Regions from separate parts of the Mus musculus genome. Here region 2 is linked to region 1. Evidence: chromatin loops called from intact Hi-C (ENCODE). Cell type or tissue: heart. All regions are shown on one strand. Each heading gives the region's core, and the rest is flanking DNA. Links, peaks and the distances in the headings are about the cores only. Region 1 holds the start of Ppp1r21 (protein phosphatase 1, regulatory subunit 21). Region 2 has its middle 27 kb from the start of Gm31704.

Region 1 (11,479 bases), core at 1-8,000:
ATACAAGTGCCCTTCAGTATCAGCCCAGTATCTGTGCACCAGGGAAGGGAATTAACAGGTAAAACACCTCTTCCAGGCACAAGGCTATCAAGGAGAAGGACCTAATCTAGAAACTGCTTTACAGTACAGCGGACAGGAAATAAAACAACATCAAGTCCTTGACCAGTGTGTCTGTCTGTGTATGTGTGAACATGCAACTGAGCGAACATGCATGCGTGTGCGTGTGTGAGCATGTGTGTGTGTGTGTGTGTGAGTGTGAGTGTGTGTGTGTGTGTGTGTGAGAGAGAGAGAGCACGTGTGTGTGTGTGTGTGTGTATGTGTGTGTGAGAGAGAGAGCACGCGTGTGTGCAAGTGTGTGTGTGCTTGAGACTTGGTCTTACATTATAGCACAGGCTGGCCTGGAATTCTCTATGTAGCCAAAGCTGGTCTACATAGAGAACTCACAGCAACCCCCCTGCCTCAGGTTTGAGCCACCTCACCCAGCCTTTTTGTTTCTATGGTTTCTATGTTCAGAAATGTCTGTGACAGTGGACACGAAAGAATGAGAAATGATCTGGCCCAACAGGGGAGATGACCCCAAGTCCAGCAGAGCAAAGCGCCTTAGCACATCATTCCTACAGGTGTTCTCTACAGCTGTACCCTCATTAACTCTCCAAGTTCACCTGTACAGAATATTTTAAGGAACTAATCTTTAACCCCATTTTTAGCAAGTTTAGCTCCATTAAAATTTTTTCATCAAGTATTCTCAACATCAACTCAAGCTAACATAGGAAACATGCAACTTTCACGTGTTCTGCATCCCTAAATTCCAAGTCTACATCTTTAAAACACCGCTTTGCTCCCACTTGACCTTGCTTGGTTATGGCAAGCACAATCCTTCACCTCAGAGCTTTGTCAAACTCTGTGTCTTCCCTTAGTTACCAAGTCCTGAAGAGACCTGAGGACAAACAGTTTATACCCTGTTCATATCTTTCCTGAGCCCAGTGGTATGAAGGAAGCAGGCTCTCAAAACCGGTAAGCTAAAAAAAACGTATTGTTAAACCAAAACTCCTGAACTCTCCTCTCCACTCCAGATACCAACTTTACTTACTTAAGCCTACATTTTCTTCCCAGTGTAGTCCAACAACCGAACATCTCTATTCCAGCCTATCTACCATATGGTTACCAATTTCCTTCCAAAGAGTAATGTTACTCCCTCAGTAAAAGAGACCTTTGGAAGCTGACAAGATGGTTCAACCATTAATGGCACTTGTCACCAATCCTGATGATTTCAGTACAGTTCCTGGAATCTACATGGTGGAGGAGAAGAAGAAAAGAAGAAGAGGAGAAAGAGGAGGAGGAGGAAGAGGAGGAGGAGGAAGAAGAAGGAGAAGGAGAAGAAGGAGAAGAAGGAGGGAAGGAAGGAAGGAAGGAAGGAAGGAAGGAGAAGGAGGAGGAGGAGGAGGAGGAGGAGGAGGAGGAGGAGGAGAAGAAGAAGAAGAAGAAGAAGAAGAAGAAGAAGAAGAAGAAGAAGAAGAAGATGATGATGATGATCAACCCCGAAGAAGAAGAAGAAGAAGAAGAAGAAGAAGAAGAAGAAGAAGAAGAAGAAGAAGAAGAAGATCAACCCCCAAAAGCTGTCTCCTCCTCCTCGCCATCACCATCACCCCACCCCACCCCACCCACACACACACACACACACACACACACACACACACAGACACAGACAGAGACACACACACACACACACACACACACACACTAATAAATAGATGGATAGATAGACGGATGGACGGACAGACGGGTGGATGGACAGATGGATGGTTGGGTTTCTTTGACCTTCCCATTGCACACATCTTATCTGAAATCCACAGCCCTCATGATCTAGCCCACTCTCCCTTCACCACACTCTGCCTGCCATGTATCTTAAGATGTTTTCAGGACAGCCAGCATAGGCTAACCGAGTTACATGGAAAGCTACCACTCTCTTCATCCCCTTCCCTACTCCCTAGTGTAAGGAACTCCCCCTTCCCCAGTGACCTCTCCTCTGAGCTGCGCTGACCATCACTTGCTACACTGTATCATAATTGCAGGCCACGCTAATTTAAGGGTCTATTAAAGGTGATTGTGCAGCTTGAACTCCGGCTTTCTCAACTGAGCCTGGCACACTGCTTGCGGGGTGCACATATAACATGAGTTTGTTGAACACATTAACATACCCAAAAGAATAAAACCTTTCCATGCCTTTCATTACTTTAGGAGGTGATATAATTATTCCCGCAACACGGCCACTGCTCTGAGCCCTTCTGGAACTCTACTCACTGGCCATTTGGAACCAAACTTTCAAAGTTATTTACCCTCCAGAGATGGAAATCGGGCCCCTTACTTTATATGCATGAAACATTTTCAACCAAAAATAGTAGTGGCAAATTTGGGCACTGCCATCCTCCACCCACCCTCCTTCGTTATATGGAACTGTTCCAAACAAGGGAATCCTCCCCCAAAAGACAATGCACTATCTCAGGCGCTGAGCCACAGAAGTCTACGAGGATTTCAGACGGAACTACAAAGGGAGTGGACAAGGTGAGTGATAAGCTGAATGCCATCAAGGCTCCCATCTGATGCTGAGGACTTAAGGGTGCACGCTTAGGTGCCAGTATCATTTCTTTATATTTCACTTTACCTTCCCAAATACAAGCTTAATAAAATCATAAAGGGGGATGTCGTACACTTGGGTTTTTTTTTTTTTCAAATTAGAAAAAGGGCGAAATCTTTTCATTGCTTCTGTGAATGCCAAGATAATTGGAAATTAAACACGACTACCGAATCCTTTTCAAAGGCGTGAGATTCTGCTTTAATAACTTCATTAGAATATTCTTCAGGCAGAAAACCCTACCCAGAAACTGCACCACCCTTGTCCAAGAAAAAGGTTTCACCATTTGAAAGACTGACACTTCAGAAGGCCGGGTCCCTGTTTTGCATAATTCTGTATTTAAGGAGAACCTGCGGTGTGCACTGCCCCATTCCACGGAAGGAAGGTGCAAGAGAAAAAGACATCAGCCCCACCACCCAAGCTGTCAAAATCAGTGGCGACAACATCTGTATTCCAAAGCACCCATCCCAATGAGGCCGTTTACGCTCCCAAACTGATGTGGTGGCAAATAAGTCGTTTTAACTTTAAAAGCATCTCCTCGCGAAAAGGAGATGGTGATTTCCCCATCATCGGGCGAACTGAGAAAGCAGAGAGCATAGGGTGGTCCCTCATTCCTCCCTTCCCCTCAGGCTAGCACCAAGAGCTGTGCCTTGGATTTCTGTCATTCCATTTCTAAGCCTGCTGGTCCAGCGAGAAGGAAGACTCAAACTCCAGCTCCTTTCTGCAGAGACGCACACGGACCCAGACACCGCCCGGCCCTATCTCCATGGAGCTGCAGGTGGAGGCATCGTAATGGTGGAAGCAGGAGGTGGAGAGGAGAGGAGGAGCCCTCTGCATCCCCCCCACCATCCCAAATCGCTGCCACGGCCAGCTGAGGCCTCCGGGCCAGAAACCCCTGTCTCCCCCACCCACGATGGGTACCTTCGAGTACTCCTGAGCCAGCTTCTGGTACTTCCCCTGCAACTCTGCGGAGGCCATGGCCTCCCCCGCCCCGTCCAGGCCTGGCCGCCCGGGCTGCCGAGCCCCGCCCCCCGCCCCCAACCCCACACTTGCTCCTCCCGGGCAGGGCTCAGCCAGCTTCTGCAGCACCGCCGCCGCCGCCGCGCCTCCTCCTCCTCCACTTCCGGGTTTCCAGGCGGGAGGGAGGAGGAGCGGGACCAGAGGCGGGGCGACCACCGGGGGCGGGGCGACGTCTTGACATCACCGCCCCGCCCTCTGGTGCTCCGGTTCGCGCATGTGCGGCCCGACGGACCCGCCTGTGCGGTGCTTTTGCCCCTCCTGAGACCCTAGACGCCATGTTGGAAGAGGCGGGAAGATGGCGACCCGTTTCCGGGCGAGCCAGAATCAAGCGGGAGGAGAATGAGTGCCTACGGAATGGATGGAACACCGAAGGGAGAGACAGAGGATGCAAGGAGAAGCATTCTAAGAACATCAAGAATTCTGGCTACCCAGTCCCCTAGTCGCCATAGCAACCGCCTAGCGTCAGTCGCTTGCTTCTTGGAAGCTTGTTTTCCGCCTTCTCATTCATTATCTGGATACCCAGACTTGTGCTACACTGTAAACCGTCCAACCTAGCACATATTTATACCGTTTGCCCTTCTCCCCTTCTCAGATCAGAAAACCTTCATTGTCTTCTGTGTTTTGTCATTGACCTTTCTCTACTCAAATGCCACATGCCCGCCCCTGACCCTTATTCATCTATCAGAACATTTTAAGCCGTAAAAGAACATACAGTTTCTGAAAATTTCTACCACGCATTGAGATGTAAAGACCATTAATGTTTTGTTTTGTTTTTAAAAAAAAAACGGCTAGACTAGATATCTTGAGATACCTTATGATGAAAAACTGCTCCTTTTCATTTAAAATATTTTTGACAGTTCTGTTGAGGATTAATGTAGGTATAGCATTGAAGTATTTCTTGTTAGAATAATATGAATGAAGAAAGATATGTGTTTCTTGAGACATAATATGACAGTTGAAACTAATGAACTACATTTGTACACAAACACATACATATGAACATTATGCTAAATAAGTCAATTGCACTGGGTGCAGCTGTATAAACCTTTAATCTCAGTACTTAGAAGGCAGACAGGCAAATGGATCTCTACTGGTTTACATATTAAGTTTCAGGCCAGCCAGTGAAACTCTGTCTTTAAAAAAAAAATAGTGAATTGTAATATACTATAAATAATCTTAAAAATTATGAAGTGGAAGTAGCCAGACATGTTTAGTCATACCAGCAGTCCTAGCATTTGGGAGGCTGAGGCATGAGGAAGTCAAGTTTGAGAGCAGTCTGGACTACACACACACAGTATGTACTGTGTGTGTGTGTGTGTGTGTGTGTGTATAATCTCCATAATATGTGAAGTAACATTATTCCGATTTTTATTTTATTTAATGTATATGAGTACACTGTAGCTGTACAGATGGTTGTGAGCCTTCTTGTGGTTGTTGCAAATTGAATTTTTAGGACCTCTGCTCACTCCAGCTGGCCTGGCTCACTCAGTCCCTGCTTGCTCAGGCCCAAAGATTTATTTATTATTATATGTAAGTACACTGTAGCTGACTTCAGAAGCACCAGAAGAGGGCACCAGATCTCATTACAGATGGTTGTGAGCCACCATGTGGTTGCTGGGATTTGAACTCAGGACCTTAGGATCAGTGCTCTTACCTACTGAGCCATCTGGTTTTTTTCTTTTTCTTTTTCTTTTTTTTCTGAGACAGGGTTTCTCTGTGTAGCCCTGGCTGTCCTGGAACTCACTTTGTAGACCAGGCTGGCCTCGAACTCAGAAATCTGCCTGCTTCTGCCTCCCAAGTGCTGGGATCAAAGGCGTGTGCCACCACTGCCCGGCCCAACATTATTCTTAAACACATGAATATGTAGTAAAAACACAGAGACAACTAGAACACTGGTTGTTCGGTGCCTCTAGCAGAAAAAGAAGGAAATGAAACAGGACAGAGGAGCATCAACTTGATTTCTCTAGGTTTTTTAAAGTAAATATTATTACCTTTATTATGGAGGAAACGCATCTAGGAAGGCTAAGTCAGCCCTGTGGATTATTTAGAGGTATAATTAAAGTGAAAGCTGTGCTAGCTAGCTTCTCTTTTATCTGGGAGCAATCCAGGAGTTGTTCAGCAAAGAGCTCAGCCTGTATCGTTTCCTGTACAAACTAAAACTGTACACTTTACACTTGCTAATAAATAAGTACTGCCATCCAAACTTCCAGAATAACCGTTCCTGAGAGGAGTGTTAGTTCCCTGTAGCACCACCAAGTGGCAGAATTAAATGGTGTAATCCATTTCCATGGTTTGAATAGGAATGGAAATTTTTTTTATTGTTTTAAAAATGTCATTCCAGAAAATAACATTCCAAAGAAAAACATACAACTTTAGCAAGAGAGTCTGTATGAATTCATATTACTGAATTTAGAAATTTATTTTGACTGGCTGGCTGTTTGATCAGACACATTGTTTTAAAACCCTAGTTGGTAAATAAGAGTAAATTAAAATTAAGATTCTCATTCTCAACTAGTATTAAAAAGGCCAGCCACAAAGGGGAAGAAGGTAATAGCAGCATACAAACCCTACAGCAGGCTCTTGTCCAAATCTGTAAAGAACTCCCAAATATCAATTTTTTTAAAAAGGCCATATCTACATGTTTTACTATTTCAAAGGGTGACTGAGGCATGGGAAAAAGTTAATTGGCAGGTGGGCTTTAATAACCCATAGTTTTGGTGGGGGGGGGAACTCTAGATTATTGAGATTGAAATATTGTGAGGATTGAATTTAAATATTCTGACTGGCAAGATGGCTCAGACAGCGCCTGCCATAGAGACTGACGACTGATTTCAGTCCCAGGATACACATGGTAGGAGATAGCTGACTCCTGCAAGGTGACCTTGGACTTCTGCACATAAGCTATGGCACACACATGCACACATACACACACACACACACACACACACACTAAAATCTTAAATAGGCAAAATTCAATACCATCCTGTCAATTGTTGGTTATCAAACCTAATGAGGGCACAGATCTCTAGAAATTCATAGAAATGGAACAAAAGCTGGTTGTTGCTGACTCTGACATGCTGTGTTCAAGGTCAGTATTCATTATCTGCAAAATGAATCTGCAAATTTGCATAAAATGTGTGTGTAACTCAAATACAACACTCACTAGAGCATCTGCAAGCAGGCAGAGTAGCAAAGATCTGACTGACCCAAAGCCTATATTCCCAACTGACATCCCGCAAGATGATACTAAGTGAATGCTTTGCATTATTTTGTTGAAAAGTTTGCTATTTCAAATGGCCCCAAGCACAATGATGAAGCCTGTTCTAGCCCTAGACAATGTTCCTTAAGGCAAAAAGGGCTAGTTTTAGCTTTATGAAGATCAACGTGTATGACAAAAGTTGTGAGGCTTTAGTCCAGGATGTTAAGTGAATATGGTGAGCACTTTGGAGGCTAAAACAGGAGAATCTCTGTGAGTTTGAGGCCAACCTGGTTTACTTACTGAGTTCTAGGACAGCCTCAACTACATAGAGAGACCTTGCCTCAAAGAAAGAAAGAAAGAAAGAAAGAAAGGAGGGAGGGAGGGAGGGAGGGAGGGAGGGAGGGAGGGAGGGAGGGAGGGGAGGGGAGGGGGGGAAGCAGAGAGCTGTTGACCACTGGTTTAAAATTAATGAAGCAAAAAATATCTATCAAATAACATGCCTTTAACCAAAGTACACTTAAAATATGGTTATGTATGGAAAGGTTCAGGAAAATGTAACCAGATGCTATCAAGAACCTCTGAATTTTCCCCAGGAATAATGCTATTTGTACGTTAATGCTTGCAGCAACGTATGACATATTAACGATGTGAATGTACTGATTCAACTGAGTGTAGATTGAGAACACTGGAGAACATCTATTGATTAAGTAGACAAGCAATTATGCCATCGGTTTACAGAAAATATGAGAAACACTGTGAGCCTCTAGCCGAATGTTATTTCATGGCGGAGAAGAATCCACCTGTGTTGTCTTAGTTGTGGGAAGGCTCCTGTGTTTGCCTGTGTTTGAAAAGCAAAGTCTTCATTCAGACTTCACAGCACTTCTCGAGCCCGCCAAAGTAGGCAATCAGAAAACAGCAGGGAAAGATTAAGAAAGACAGCTAGCTGGTGGGCCTTTTATTACGTAGCACACTCTCCTTACCCAATTTGTTTATTTCTGAGACAGTGTCTCACCTTTATCCCAGGCTATCCTTAAACCCAGAATATTCCTGCCTCAGTTTCTCGATGCCTTATGTTCAAACCCTAGAACTGCAAAATAAGATAATCCATTACTGACTGTCTGGCTTGTTTTCACTTAGGGGTTGCTGCACAGGATGTGTCTATGATCACAGATGCATGGATATCTGTTTGAATCCCTGTTTCCACCCTGCTGTAGAGAAACCCAGAATTCCATTTGGTGACTTTATGTTCTAGCTTTTAGAGCCAAACCTCCTATTTTCCACAGTGTTTTCCTGAGGATTGCACAATGTCTTAATTCTCTACATCCTCATGAGCATTTGCCATTATCTATATTTCTTGTCCAATTTGTCCTAATTATTAAAAAGCACTGTCTCATTCTGGCCTTCATTTGCATTTCTCTAATGGTTCTTGTTTAGCACCATTTCCTGTACTTACTGCTCTCTTTGGTTTTTTCATTTCCTTACCTGCCTATGAACTTCACTTCTTGCTTTCTGCTTATGCAACAGGACACAGATCTCTGTCTCTATGCAGCTCTCCAAAGTCAGGCCAATACGGCCTTGATCCACAGTTCCACCATGAGCACCAATCTTGAGGTTTCACTGGAGGCTCCTGGGCTGCTGCAAAACAGGCCTCTCTGTCTCCCCATCTGTCCACCCTCTCTCCACCCCTCCTCCTAGCTTCACAGAGTAAATGTGGATTCCTATTCCCATTAGAAAAATCCCCTAGCTCCTGGGATCCTCTGTACTGAGCCTCAGTAGGTCTGGTTCAGTCGATCCCCCTAGCACCTGTGCCCCGATAAGAATCTTTTCCCTTGAGGGCAATGCCTTCCCTGGTCCCCACCACCTCCACAACACCTCCCTACCTCTCTCCCAGTGTCTTTTTGTAGATGTCTTTTACCACTGTAGAACTGTGAAGATACCAGCATGTGTGTTTCTTGCTTTGTGTTCCCTATCATGCTGGGTTCACGCCTGTGCCCCCAATAAAGCAACAAAGGTCTATAACCATTGTCATGGTTTGAATATGTTTGGTTCAGGGAGTGGCACTAATTGGAGATGTGGCCTTGTGGGACACTGTGGCAGAAGGCTTAGTGGACACAGCAGCAGAAGGCTTAGTGAACACGGTGGCAGAAGGCTTAGTGGACACAGCAGCAGAAGGCTTAGTGAATACAGTGGCAGAAGGCTTAGTGGACACGGCGGCAGAAGGCTTAGTGAACACAGTGGCAGAAGGCTTAGTGGACACGGTGGCAGAAGGCTTAGTGAATACAGTGGCAGAAGTCTTAGTGGACACGGTGGCAGAAGGCTTAGTGGATACAGTGGCAGAAGGCTTAGTGAACACGGTGGCAGAAGGCTTAGTGGATACAGTGGCAGAAGGCTTAGTGAACACAGTGGCAGAAGGCTTAGTGGACACAGTGGCAGAAGGCTTAGTGAATACAGTGGCAGAAGACTTAGTGGACACAGTGGCAGAAGGCTTAGTGGATACAGTGGCAGAAGACTTAGTGGACACAGTGGCAGAAGGCTTAGTGGATACAGTGACAGATGTAACAACTTCACAAGAGTCCTGGAATCCAGCACAGCCACTTCAAAGGTTACATACACAGCTCCTAGGAACTGTGTCTCAAGTAAAACCAAGTCTAACATGATTAAATGCATAGGATCAGAAGATCAAATAGAATAACTAAGGCCATATATGGCTAATATAGCCATAAATCTACGAGGAAGAAACCATTGCAAAAGTAGGAAGCACAGATTAGCATTCCTCCAACTTCAGAGATAGTCTATAAAAGAGGATACGCTCCTAATAAAGAAAACTTAGCCACCCAGGCTGTCCATAAGCAGGATACAGCAGAACCTGACTCTTCAACTTTTTGTCAGGAAGTCACTGCTGGTAGAACACCAACTGCCCTACCACTAAAATGCCGTACTGATAGAGCTGTTTTGGGTAGAACAATGGCCTATGACCCAAAAAAAGTTACAGCCACTAGAACAGAGCAGCTGGAGGCTAAACATATAGAAGAGTCCACCAGCCCTATGAATTCTCCTATATTTGCCATTAAAAAGAAAATGGAAAATTGAGGCTATTAACAGATCTGAGAGTAATCAATAAAATAAGGCAGCCATGGGCTCTTTACAGCCTGGAATCCAATTGCCTTCATTGTTACCTAAGGCATGGCCTTTTATAATGATTGAGTTAAAAGGTTGCTGTTTGTTTGTTTGTTTGTTTGTTTATGTGAGTACACTGTAGCTGTAAAGATGGTTGTGAGCCTTCATGTGGCTGTTGAGAATTGAATTTTAAGGACCTCTGCTTGCTCTGGTCAACTCTGCTTGCTCAGTCCCTGCTTGCTCCGGCCCAAAGATTTATTTATTATTATAGATAAGTACACTGTAGTTGACTTCAGACGCACCAGAAGAGGGCATCAGATCTTATTACAGATGGTTGTGAGCCACCATGTGGTTGATGGGATTTGAACTCAAGACCTTTGGAATAGCAGTCAGTGCTCTTACTCACTGAGCCATCTCGCCAGCCCAAAAGTTTGCTTTTTCACAATTCTTTTGCATGAATATGATAGAGCAAGGCTTGCTTTTCCAATGCCTACTTACTAAAATAACTATATTTATACACACACACACACACACATATATATATATATATATATATATATATATATATATATATATATATATATTAATAACTATTAAAAAGTACTATTAGAGGGTCTTACCACAAGGAATGTCAAATAATCCTACTTGATGCCAATATTTTGTACCACAGCCACTAGAAGTAATTTGTAAGCAGTTTCTTCATAATTTATCATTATATGAGTGATATATTACTGGCTGATTCAGATAAAGATACCTTAGAGGGGAAAATGCTTGATAAAGTAAAGAGAATTTTACCTTGTTGGGGGTTACAATTTTCTCCTGAAAAAAAAAAATACAAAGAGAAGAGTCTACTAATTATCTGGGATATAAGATAGGTCTACAAAATCTTCAACTACAGAAAGTACAAATCAGAAGAGACCAATTAAGAACTATTAATGATTTCCAAAAATTATTGGGAGACATTAATTGGCTAAGATTCATAATTGTATCAACTACTCAAGTGCTAAGCTGGGCATGGTGGCACATGCCTTTAATCCCAGCACTTGGGAGGCAGAGGCAGGTGGATTTCTGAGTTCGAGGCCAGCTTGGTCTACAAAGTGAGTTCCAGGACAGTTAGGGCTATACAGAGAAACCCTGTCTTGAAAAAACAAACAAAACAAAACAAAACAAAACAAAACAAAACAAAACAAGAGCTAAGTAATTTATTTCAAACCTTACAAGTTAATAAGGAATTGGCTCAGGTAGAAAAGAAATTACATCATGCACAAATGGGTTATTTAGGTCTAAAGCTGGCTTGTGTTTTAGTTATTTTGCCTTCTACTTATTAATCCACAGAAATTCTTATGCATAAAGAAGGTAATATAGTAGAATGTATATTTTAACATATAAATAGAATAAAAAATAAAGATCTATGTAGAAAAGTTTTTAATTGATTCTAAAAGGAAAAAATAAGACTCATCAATTAGTAGAAATAGACCCAACAGAAATTGTAATATGTTTTACTAATGCTG
Region 2 (11,479 bases), core at 2,229-10,228, 68 kb before region 1:
TCCTTGTCCTCATTTGGTTTTTGATCGGATCAATAAAAATGCCAGGGCTCAACGGCTGGACGAAGGGAAATGGGGCGGGGCCCTTAGAGTTGCGCAGGCTAGGACACAGTGGGTAGGAGTCAGAAGATCGATCGCCCTGATGTGGTGGGAGATGGATTAGAGCTGCAGCCACTCCCCCAATTGAATCTGGGGTAGCACAGGAAGGTTTAGAAATGTCCAGCCTTTGAGATAGCCAAGGCATTTTAAAATTAACGTGTGTGGGTGGGTAGGTGGGTGTGCCGGGGTGTGTCGAGTGTGTGTGAATTCCATTCCTGAATCCAGATCGCTCCTGGGCGACTGCGCATGTGTGATCCGGCAGGCGCCAAAGCAGTGTAGCCCAAACTCACCGCTACAAATCGCTAGTTATCATTCACCTAAATAAAAAGAGATAGGAAAGAGCCAGAGAGATGGCTCAGCTCATAAAGGAGCTTAGCCTGACAGTCCAACCTCTATTTCCGGAACCCTGTAAAGGGAGAAAGAAAGACCCAACTCTACAAGTTACCTTCCAAGCAGCACATTTGTGCTATGACACACAGGACCCCCCAACGCATGCTCGGGACACACACACACACACACACACACACACACACACACACACACAATGGTAAGAATGATAATGAAGATTGTGGTGATAAATCTTTTTTAAGGATATGGGAAGTCTCAAGATCTAATCTTGTTAAGATGTCAGTATAAACCAGGTCTGGAGTGCGAGCCTATAATCCCATCCACCAAGGAGATTTTAAGGCAGGAAGATTACAAATTTTAAGACCTGCATGGGCTACATACAGGCTAAGCTGGGAAACTTAGTGAGACCTGGTCTCAAAATAAACAAAAAGGGCCACGGACAAAACTCAGCTGTAGCTTGTGTGGCGTCTGGGTTCAACTCCCAGAGATGCAGAAAAGTCATCTGTATAAATTAAATGTAGTTATAGTAAAACTCTCAGCAGAAATTTCTGTGTCTGTGTGCACGCAAGTAGACAAAAATTGATTTATATAAGCTAAAAAACAAAGCGGCCAATAAATCCTTTAAATCCATAATAGTAACAGCAATTGTTTTGTACTTTCTGGTATGTCCCGGGCTGTTCTCTTTCTATTGTGTATTATCTCCTCAATAATACTTCGGGTGGAGCTGTTATTTTTATCTTAAGTATGGGAGACAGAGGAAAAAAAAAAAAACTAAGGTTACTCAACTATGAAAACGGAAATACTGATGGGGAAAACTGAACTCAGCTGGGAGATGGCAGTACACACCTTTAGTCCCAGCCCTTGGGAAGCAGAGGCAGGCTGTGAGTTCAAGGCCAGCCTGGTCTACAGAGTGAGTTCCAGGACAGCCAGGGCTACACAGAGGAACCCTGTCTCGAAAAACTAAACAAAACAAAACAAAAAAGATAAAACACGGATAATTGTAGGGTCACAGCTCCCACTAGAGAGCCCAGGCAAAATGTCCAAAGGGTCGCATCCCACCTCTGAGACCAGAAAGAAATCTTTTATTTCTTAAATATAATCAAGATCTCAAATATCAGTCTAATCAGGATAATTCAGGAGGCCCTTGACCATCATATTGCTTTTTCTTCTTCTTCTTCTTCTTCTTCTTCTTCTTCTTCTTCTTCTTCTTCTTCTTCTTCTTCTACTTCTACTTTTTTTTTTTTTTGAGATTCATCTATTTATTGCTTTATGGTGTATGTGTGTGAATATGTGTGTGTGAGCACCAGCACCCACGGAGGCCTGAGGAGGGTGTCAGATCCCTTGGGGCCTGAGTTACAAGTGGTTGTGAGCCACCTATCGTGAGTGCTTCGAACCAAACTCAGGTCCTCTGCAAGAACAGTATTCAGTCTTAGCCCTGGCTGTCCTGGAACTCACAGAGATCTACCTGCCTCTGCCTCCCAAGTGCTGGGATTAAAGGCTTGTGTCACAGCACTTGACCAAAATGTATGTTCAATGAGGTCACCATTATTAGAATCATTACTCTTCCAGAAATCTCTCCCTGAGGAATGGGGGATGTTGGGGGGAGGGAGCCTTATTATGAAATCTGACAAGGTTTTTCAGGGGGTAGAGGCAATGACGACACAGCAGATGTTTTTGAGGACATTTAGGTAGGTACCATAAAGGGAAAGAATAAAGTGACCTCCAGTTCCTGCCTCCCCGAGACAGAGGGCAGTGCTATGGGATTTGAACTTAAGATTCACACCAAATATCCCCCAATGTGCATTAAATTAGCCAACTTTGCCAATGCATGAGGTCACCCATGGAGCCAGGTTTTCATTGTCATGTTTACACAGAACTAAGCATCAACACACAACCAGGTTTTCTACCTATCCCACTGGCATGGCGGCAAAGAGCAGCACACACCCCGGCAGACAGCTCCAATCTGCCTGGCCTGCTTCAAAATGCCAGCCCTGCACCCCAGCTACTCCAGTCCCATGGGTTCCAGGAACTCCAGTCAGGCTGGAGAGCTCCCAGAGATTTCTGGGTACATCTTATGGGGTAAAGTTGTTTCACAATTGTAAGTGTGGAACAATTCTCAACAACTTCCTAGGAAAAGGGTCAGTGGGGGAAAATAAAAAAAAGGATTTGGAAGGTGGAGGCATTTTATAAGCAATCAAAATATTTGACTCTACTAAAGCAAGGAAACTTTTCTAAAATAATATTGATAATAATAATATTGTTCAGGAATAGTAGAGATTGAAGTGTGTAGACTCTCATCGCTGACCTAAATTTGAGATTTGCCTCCCACACTTAGCACCTGTACAGCCCTGGGCAAGTTCCCCTCTAATCCTGGTTTCTGAATCCCACAATGAAAATAATAATAGTTCTTACCTCAAAGACTTTTAAAACGAAATACTCCATGTGAGTGTTTAATACTTGGTGAATGTTAGCTATCATTACTGTCAAAAGCTGAGGAACCTGGGCCAACAGGAAGAAAAGCAAGAGCAACTATAATCCCCGAGACCGTTTCAAAGCATAGCATTTCAATTGTCACGGGTGTATTTTCAGAGTGAAAGGATAGTGCTTTCTAATTCATAACTTGCTATTTAAATTCACCCCTGCTCTCTGAGCATCTCCCGTATAATTCAGTATCCTGTACAGGGTAGCATTTAAAGGCCACGTACCATTCCTCTGGGTGAGTTTACTTTGAACAACCCTTTCCTTCTTGCCTTTTGATGGAGGTCACAGACCTTATCTATTTCTAACCCATTTGACACAGCCAGAAGGTGACTGACTCTCTCCTGGCTGTGTGGAGATGTGACTCCACCTCACTATCCAACCTGTTCAATCCTGAGGTCAGGGGCCTTCTGTGGTCTTCTGATATCTCCAGCTTCCTGTGTAGCCCACGCTAAGCTCACCTTTGCTGCTGGATGCGTGGCGGACTACTCTATTTAACTAGATCCATCCATGATGGGCGCAGAAGGGAACATTGCCAGGTAGGCAGGGTTTTCCAAACAGTATAAAGTTGGCTTCCAGGGCTTTAAACTCACGATTAGAAACGATTAGAAACTCTCCGTAACAGGAAGAGACTGGAGATTCTTATCAGGGTGCATTGTTTGTTTAGGGAATGAGGGCAAACAAGTTCAACACTTGAGGGCTTGCATTCAAATCAAGGATATCCCAACACTTTATGATGTTACAAGACCACTGACAAAACCTTAACTGACTGATACAAACATGGGACTGTCAAACTGGGCAGACGTGACGCATCCTGTTTAAAACAAGCTCCCCCATTTTCAATGAATTCAGTTTTTACAATCCTTTTGTTGTTGTTGTTGTTGTTGTTGTTGTTGTTGTACTTAGTCTTTCACAGTGCCTACATATAGAAAATATACTTTGATCATGCCCCTCCTCGTCCTCGGACCCCTTCTCCTCCCTCTGCTATTCTTCCCAAGTATACCTCTATAGGGGTGTGTGTGTGTGTGTGTATGTGGTATGGTGTGTGTGTGTGTGTGTGTGTGTGTGGTGTGGTATGTATGTGGGGTGTGTGTGTGTGTGTGTGTGTGTGGTGTGGTATGTGTGTGTGTGTGGTGTGTGTGTGTGTTCCATTGCACTTTATCACAATTGCTTGTTTTAGCATGGGTAGGGGGTGCCTTTAGTCAACCTACCGATAACTGCACCACTGAGGAAAATCCCCTAGAGATCACTGATCATCCAAAGCTTGTCAGGGAAGAACAGAGACTCAGGAGCCTCTCCCTGATCCTCAGTGGGCCCAGTTTTGTGCAGGTAGCCTTACTGCCGCTGAGTTCATGTAAGTGTTCTTAGCACACCTCCCATCCTTCAGTTCTTCGTTTCTATCTGCCCTGTCTTCTGCTGAGCCCCTAAGTCAGGGAGTGAGTGATGCAGATGTCTCAAGGACAGCCACATATCCTCAGTGTACTAAAAGCAGTAATAGTCTCCAAAGTTTCTTTTAAATCTTTATTTATACCCTGACTTGCCTCAAAGCGTCGTTTGCAGCGTGTGCTATGATCCCAATGTTGTTTGTACAGAGAAGAGTAGTAGCTCAAGCTCAGATCAGTTAGGGGCTAACTGAAGGCCCTGGAGGCAGAGCCCCAGCACCCACATCAATTTGGCAAGAACTAGGCATACCTGGGCAGAGACAGGCAGGATGCTTGCTAGAGTTTGCCAGTCTGTTGGGAAAACAGTGAGCCCTGTCTCAGGGGAATAAACAGGACACACACCATCCTCCTAGAGGGTAGACCCTCCACAGTTGTGTGCACATACATACCCCACACACACATAAACACCCTCAAGAAGCAAGGAAGTGTGTGCTCCCCACACAGTGAGGTGCCGTGCTCCCTGCAGTTCCCCTCACACAGAGCAGCTCTGGTGAGGCCCTGGCTGCCTCCAGCAGCTCTGATGCCTAGGGAGGGGTGAGCAGAGACAATCAACCTCACTGGATCCCTAAAACACAGGCAGAAGGACAACAAAAACTACTCCAGACTCTATCTACCACCGTGGAAATCAGCAGGCTGCCTGGAAGAGCCCAGAGACCAAGCCCGTCATGGAAACATTGATTCAGCCATAATAAAACCCGACATAAAAACCACACAAATGAACTAAACAGCCCTCCAGCCCAATCAGAACTCCGTGGAAGCCACAGCCACGGGGCTAAAATAAGTGCACTGCCTTTTTTTTTTTAATCTGTGGCCCTTCTGCTCCAGACTCCTCCATCACTCTCTCACTTGTCTGCACCTCCTGCTTAGGGGAGAGAAAGTGAAAAACAGCTACAGGGCGCCCCACAGATGGGCAGGCTAAGGGGAGTGACAACAGCTTTCTTGCCCAAGCAAGTCGGGCAAACTAAAGCCCTCAGCCAGGAGGAGGCTATAACAGGCCTCTTATAGAGGAGTCTAAAAAACTAAACTAAACTAAACTAAACTAAACTAAACTAAACTAAACTAAACTAAACACAGTGGAGCGGAGACTAAAATCTTTACTTCCAGCCTCCGCACCACGTTTTTATTTATTGCTAGTTGCTTTTGTTTTGTGTTGTGTTTGTTTAAGTGTTGGCAGTGGAGGAGGGATAGAGAGTGCCGCGGGTGGAATGTGGAGAACGGTGTCAGGCGTGGCTTTTCTCCCTGCACCATTTAGATCACCAGCAACTGAACTCAAGTTGTCAAGGCTTGGTTGGCAGCAATCACCTTTACCACCTAAGCCATCTCACCTCCCCCCCCCCCCCAGAACAAAAAAAAAAAAAAACAAAAAAAACAAAAAAAACAAAAATGGGGGGCTAGAATTCTGCTTTTCTTTATGAGCTTTGCCATCTAATTAGATTAACTGTCATTGGTGGGGTGCCATACAGTTGGAAAGAAAATAGATAGACCATAGATAACTAGATATTTAGGGTGGGTGCTACCAAACCATAGAAATAATTAAGTCCTGTAAAGGACTATAGTCTCAACTCCTTCTGCATCCACAAACTCCACATGCCAAATCCTGGCGCATGTCTTTCCTGCCACAAATATTGGAGCAAAGTGTGCATGACCCCTTGGCTTGACAGGCTCGGCCTGGCTGGTGATCTCTGAGGGCAAGAGGGGATGGAGGTGAACCCAGAGGTGGGAGGAGACAGGACCACCAAGGACAGGAGCCAGGAAGACTGCAGGAGTCGGGGGTGGGGGGTCGTAGGTGCGAGGATCCAGAGTTCTGAAGGAGCTCTGCCCTGGTAGACAGGGGATGGTGCCCAGGTCTGGGTGGCGGTGACCACGCGTGGGTTCGTTCCTACAGTCCCCGCCCCGTTCTGCCCACGAACTTGACTGTCCGGTGCAGTTGTACAGTTGTACTTTTCTTTCTTGGCAATCAGGCCCAGGGCAGAGAGAAGCCGGCGGGGCCCCATCCCCTCGCCGGCTCTGATCGCCCGTCGGGAGTTGAGAAAAGAGAAGCCCTCTACCCCCGCCCTCAAACTCCAGAGAAATGGAGCGACCCCACCCTGGTGAGGGGCTCCTTATTATCACTCACGGGCAGCGCGGCTGGGGCTCCGACTCTGGCCAAGGCCATCCACACAGGGAAGAGGAGAGGGGAGGAAGGGGAGGGAAGAGGGGAGGGAGGGAGAAGGGGGAGGAGGGCCCGGGCGACTGGCGGGGTGGGGATGGGGGTGGGGGAGGTGTTCACCGCCCGGGCCCCTCCTCCAGTCCCCGCCCCTCTCTTTTCCTGCGGGATCCTCCCTTCTTGCTTGTTTCTCCAACCTAGGTTCCCCAAAGACTTTTTTCTGGTGTGAGATTGGACATTCCACTTTCCCTCAGGAATCAGCTGTCTTGGGCGAGTCTGTAGTCCCTAAAAAGGAGGCTGGACGGAGTTCACCAAATTATTTTTGGAAGCCTCTATCTACGAGGGCCTCCATTTTCTTTGCAGTCAGGCCCCGGGCAGAGAGGCGCCGGCGTCCACAGCGAAGGAGGGTTGGTGAGGAAATCCATGCTCATCTGGCGCACAGATGACCAGGTGACTGAGTGATGGGCCGAGCGGTGTGCGAAGACGGGAACACCACAGCGCCTCTGGCGTGCATCTTGGAGAGTGCACGAGGGATGTGGACGAGGAGGTCTCTTCCTTAATTGGTTTCCAGTGTACCCTCTTCCCCCAACACACACATACACATACACACGCACGCACGCACGCGCACACACACACACCACCAGCAGCAGCGTTTCCCTTGTGTAGTCTCTGTGGCCTTGGAAAACCTGGTGACATGGGAAGGATAATCAGGTAGTTTGTCCAACCATGCGGATTCAGGGAAGACATGGAGCTCCAGAGAGGGCACAGGCGCCTCATACCACACAGTCCGGCACACTTGGGATAATATCATTCCCTGGGTAATATTTCTAATTGTGCTTGTGCTTAAAGCATAACACTAACAGAACTAAACAAATAAACAGAAGGAAGGCCCCTCGCCTCCACAGGTGGATCTGGATAGACATGGCTGGGTGATGCTTGCCTACCACACAAAGCCTGGTGTTTGCGCTCCAGTACCCTGTTTTGTGTGTTTGTGTGTCCATGGGAGGGTATGTGGGCGTGAGTGTGTTCAAAGAGGCCAGAAAAGGGCATCAGCTTCCCTGGAGATGGAGTTACAAGCAGGTGTGAGCTTCCCAACATGGGGGCTGACAACCAGATAGCAACACAGTGCTCATAACCACAGAGTCACCTCTCTAGCCCAGAGCACCAGGTTTAAATAAAAACAAACAAAACCAAAAACCAACAGAGGCTGAGTTTTACTGTTGCTGTGTCCCTTGTGTCTACCACCAGCTTCTGGGGCTGAGGGGGTGTTTGGAGGGGACAGTCCCTCTCAGAAATGCCATAGCTAACTGAAGAGGCACACAGAAAACAACACACTTGGGAAAGTTACTACCACTACAACAGATTTCTGAGCCCAGCTTATAAATTATGTCATCTTTGAAAGAAGCAGTGTGGCCTTAATTAGCAGGGTAGCTGAGCTGGTGAAAGAAATCTCATGGAAATTTTGACACTTTCCGGGGAGCAGACAGACATGAAACTCTCTGATGGCTACTCCAGTTAACTGAAAACTGCTTCCTCTTTTACCTTGGCGTGTCCCTGCCCTTCTGTGACCCTGCATCATTCAGGAGATTGCGGCGTTTGCAGATCTTTTCTTCTTTCTGGCCTGTTGGCATACACTGGACACTTATCTCCATAGGATTCTCTCTGGCAAAGTCCTTTTGTATTAATGTCTGGTGGTAAACTGCTTAGCCTCTCCTCACCCAAGCCACCGCTGCCATGCACGCCACCAGTGGGGACCCTGTTGTACTCCAGCTACTCTTGCCTGCTGCACACTCAGATCCTCAGAGGACACCTCGTTACACACAGCGTTCCTTTTCCCGACAGCCTTTCCATGGAAACCACTGAGGGCTTTTAAGGAGGTCCCTGAATTCACACAGCAGTGAGATTCTGTTTTAAACACCTTCTCTGGTATTGTCTTTGTGACCTTAGAAAACTTGGTAAATGGAAACGATATTGAAGTAGCTTGTCCCATCGCCAGGATTCGAAGAATTCAGGATCCAGTATCACAGGGAGATCCCCCAAAGTTTCTGTGGGGAGGACCTGGTAGATCCCTCAGGATTAGTCAGCTACAGCTATTAAAATCAACATACCTTCAAGAGGAGGGCAAGGCTTGGTCTCAAATGGTTAATGAGGACATTAGTCCTCTCTCAAACTTCACAGCAATAGTCTCTATTTAGATGACAAGAACCAGTCAAGACAATGTGATGGCTTTGGGAAAAGTATTTTTAAGGAAAAAAGCACCCAGAACAAAGACATTTCACATGCATGAAGCATTCTGAGATGAGCTAAGTAACTTTTCTAAGGCCTTTCCTGAGGAAATTCAAATACACTTCAGATGGGAATTTCCTGAGCTAAAAAGCCCACATTTTCACTCAGAATGCCAACCCAAAGCAACCATATCAATTCCAACCAGCCATGGATTGGCATTCTTTTACCATGAAGATGACATTCCTGGCATGCCTTGAGCTACGATGGCTGGTGACCACAGCTGGTCCATGGCCCATGATTAGGAAGTATCTGACGAGCATTTACTGACAGCCTTCCACGAACAAGGTACACTGCTCAACAGCAACAGTCTGAGTCTAGGACTGCTCCCTGCCTCCGGCACCTACTGCTGTACACTGTGGTAGATTACAAACATTAAACACAGTGGGAAGAGTCCAATTAGCTCAACTGAAGAGATGACCTAAAGAAATATAGAGAAGACGGTAACGATGTGTGCCTATAGCACTCAGGAGGCTGAGGACAGAAGACCATGAGCTCAGGGCCTAGCAAGGAGGAGGGAAGGGTGGGGGAGCGGGACGGAGGGAGGGAGGGAGGCAGGCGGGCCAAGGGAGACTAGTGTTTAATAGTTGAACAGGATCTTACATTGTCTTGTTGACTATATTATGCTGTTTCTATTCTTGGGTCTCCAAGACCTCCTTCCTGGGCCATTCCACGATATTCCTGTTGTTTCAGAAAGGACTGGGGTAGAGTTCAGGAATTAGTAAAGCCCCCAGCAAAATAAACAACGAGGTTCCAATTGGGGAGTTGCCTTCAAGGCCCCTCCACTGATGGAAACTCTGCCGTGTTTCTTCTGCTGAGTTTTCTTAGTCTCTTCATGGAAGAGTTGTTCAAAAGTTCTCTTGCCTTTCCTCCAAAAGATTTAGAAGAACAGAACTGTAATTGCCAGCTAGCCTCCTAATTTGGAACTAATTACTAAACTGCTCAGAAATGTAAGGCAAGAGGAGTCTGCTTGGTGACAGCCTTCCCATTCATCACCACGGTATCTGAGGACATGGCTCTCAGCTGAGGACAGAGGCTTTCTCTCCGTACACAGACTGGACGACCCTCCCTGGCGTGGCCTCAGGTGTTTCCCCAGCATTATGTCCATCTATGGTTTCTCTTCAGGTTAAAGTTGTAGAGCAGCTTGAGGCCTTTAAGAATGGGAGAGCTGGAGAGATCGATGAGCAGCTAAGAGAGCTTGTTATTCTTGCAGAGGACGGTGGTTCAGTTCCCAGAACTGACACAGTTACTCACAAGCATCCATAACTCCAGTTCCAGAGAATTGGCTCTCTCCTGATCTCCACGGCACCGAGCAAGCCCACAGTGCTCATACAGAAATGCAGGCTAACCTTCATAACTACACATCGCACACCTTATTCCACTTGGGGATTTTTACACTAGAGAAGATTTCCAATCAGCTGAAGAAGTTTTTGGTTGCTCTCATTTGGGGCTTCAGGCTAGTTGTTTCTGGTTGTTTCCACATGCTTGCCGATGCTATGGTCTGTTAGTTTTTGTTGTTGTTTGTTTGTTTCTAATGCAAATGCTAGTTACCTCTGTCTTGTAGTGACTAAATACTTGGCAGAAAAAAACTCAAGGGAGGAAAGTTTTATTATGACTACTGGGTCTAGAGAGATGTTACCATCCCGGAAGGGAGGGTACAGTGGCAGACTACTACGTGCCAGGGTTGTTCACATCTCTGTGGTCCAGGAAGCAGAAAGAGCAGGCTGGATGGTGGGCAATATAACCCAGTGACCAACTTCCACCAGGTATGTCTTTTTTGTTTGTTTGTTTTTATATTTACCTAAATTTTTTGCTTTTTGTTTATTAGATATTTTCCTTATTTACATTTCAAATGCTATCCCGAAAGTTCCCTATAACCTCCCCCCACCCTGCTCTCCTACCCACCCACTCCCACTTCTTGGCCCTGGCGTTCCCCTGTACTGGAGCATATAAAGTTTGCAAGACCTAGGGGCCTCTCTTCATAATGATGGCCAACTAGGCCATCTTCTGCTACATATGCAGCTAGAGAAACAAGCTCTGGGGGTACTGGTTAGTTCATATTGTTGTTCTACCTATAGGGTTGCAGACCCCTTCAGCTCCTTGGGTACTTTCTCTAGCTCCTCCATTGGGGAGTGGGGGGGGGCCTGTATTCCTTCCTATAAATGACTGTGAGCATCCACTTCTGTATTTGCCAGGCACTGGCATAGCCTCCCACAAGACAGCTATATCAGGGTCCTTTCAGCAAAATCTTGCTGGCATATGCAATAGTATCTGGGTTTGGTGGCTGATTATGGGATGGATCCCCGGGTGGGGTAGTCTCTTGATGGTCCATCCTTTTGTCTTAGCTCCAAACTTTGTCTCTGTAATGCCTTCCATGGGTATTTTGTTCCCCATTCTAAGGAGGAATGAAGTAGCCACATGTTGGTCTTCCTTCTTGATTTTCTTGAGTTTTGCAAATTGTATCTTGGGTATTCTAAGTTTCTGGGCTAATGTCCATTTATCAGTGAGTGCATATCTAGTGACTTCTTTTGTAATTGGGTTACCTCACTAAGGATGATATCCTCCAGATACATCCATTTGCCCAAGAATTTCATAAACTCATTGTTTTTAATAGCTGAGTAGTACTCCATTGTGTAAATGTACCACGTTTTCTGTATCCATTCCTCTGTTGAGGGACATCTGGGTT

The links. Hi-C counts contacts between places; a loop is a spot of excess contacts. Peaks named below come from ENCODE experiments on the same cell type or tissue, not always from the same donor. Only the 100,000 strongest peaks of a DNase experiment are listed, where the experiment ranks them.
Region 2: a loop joins it to region 1, with 4 times the contacts of the local background. A loop is called at or near these places in 6 of 42 quality-filtered maps.

The regions. Positions count from the first base shown.
Region 1 is chr17:88,522,393-88,533,871 of GRCm38, reverse strand. Ppp1r21 (protein phosphatase 1, regulatory subunit 21) reads right to left here and starts at 3,748. Exons shown (of 22, transcript NM_028658.4): 1 at 3,554-3,748. The coding sequence starts at 3,610. In heart, for the core only: a CTCF peak has its summit at 5,908 (motif pointing left); a DNase peak (open chromatin) is centred at 3,831; H3K4me3 peaks cover 1,986 bases; H3K27ac peaks cover 1,277 bases; H3K27me3 peaks cover 388 bases.
Region 2 is chr17:88,592,743-88,604,221 of GRCm38, reverse strand. It overlaps a transcript of Ston1 not described here. Among named protein-coding and RNA genes, the nearest start is that of Gm31704, 27 kb to the left of the region's middle. In heart, for the core only: a CTCF peak has its summit at 7,001; DNase peaks (open chromatin) are centred at 3,395, 6,531, 6,891, 7,500 and 2 weaker places; H3K4me3 peaks cover 2,953 bases; H3K27ac peaks cover 3,226 bases.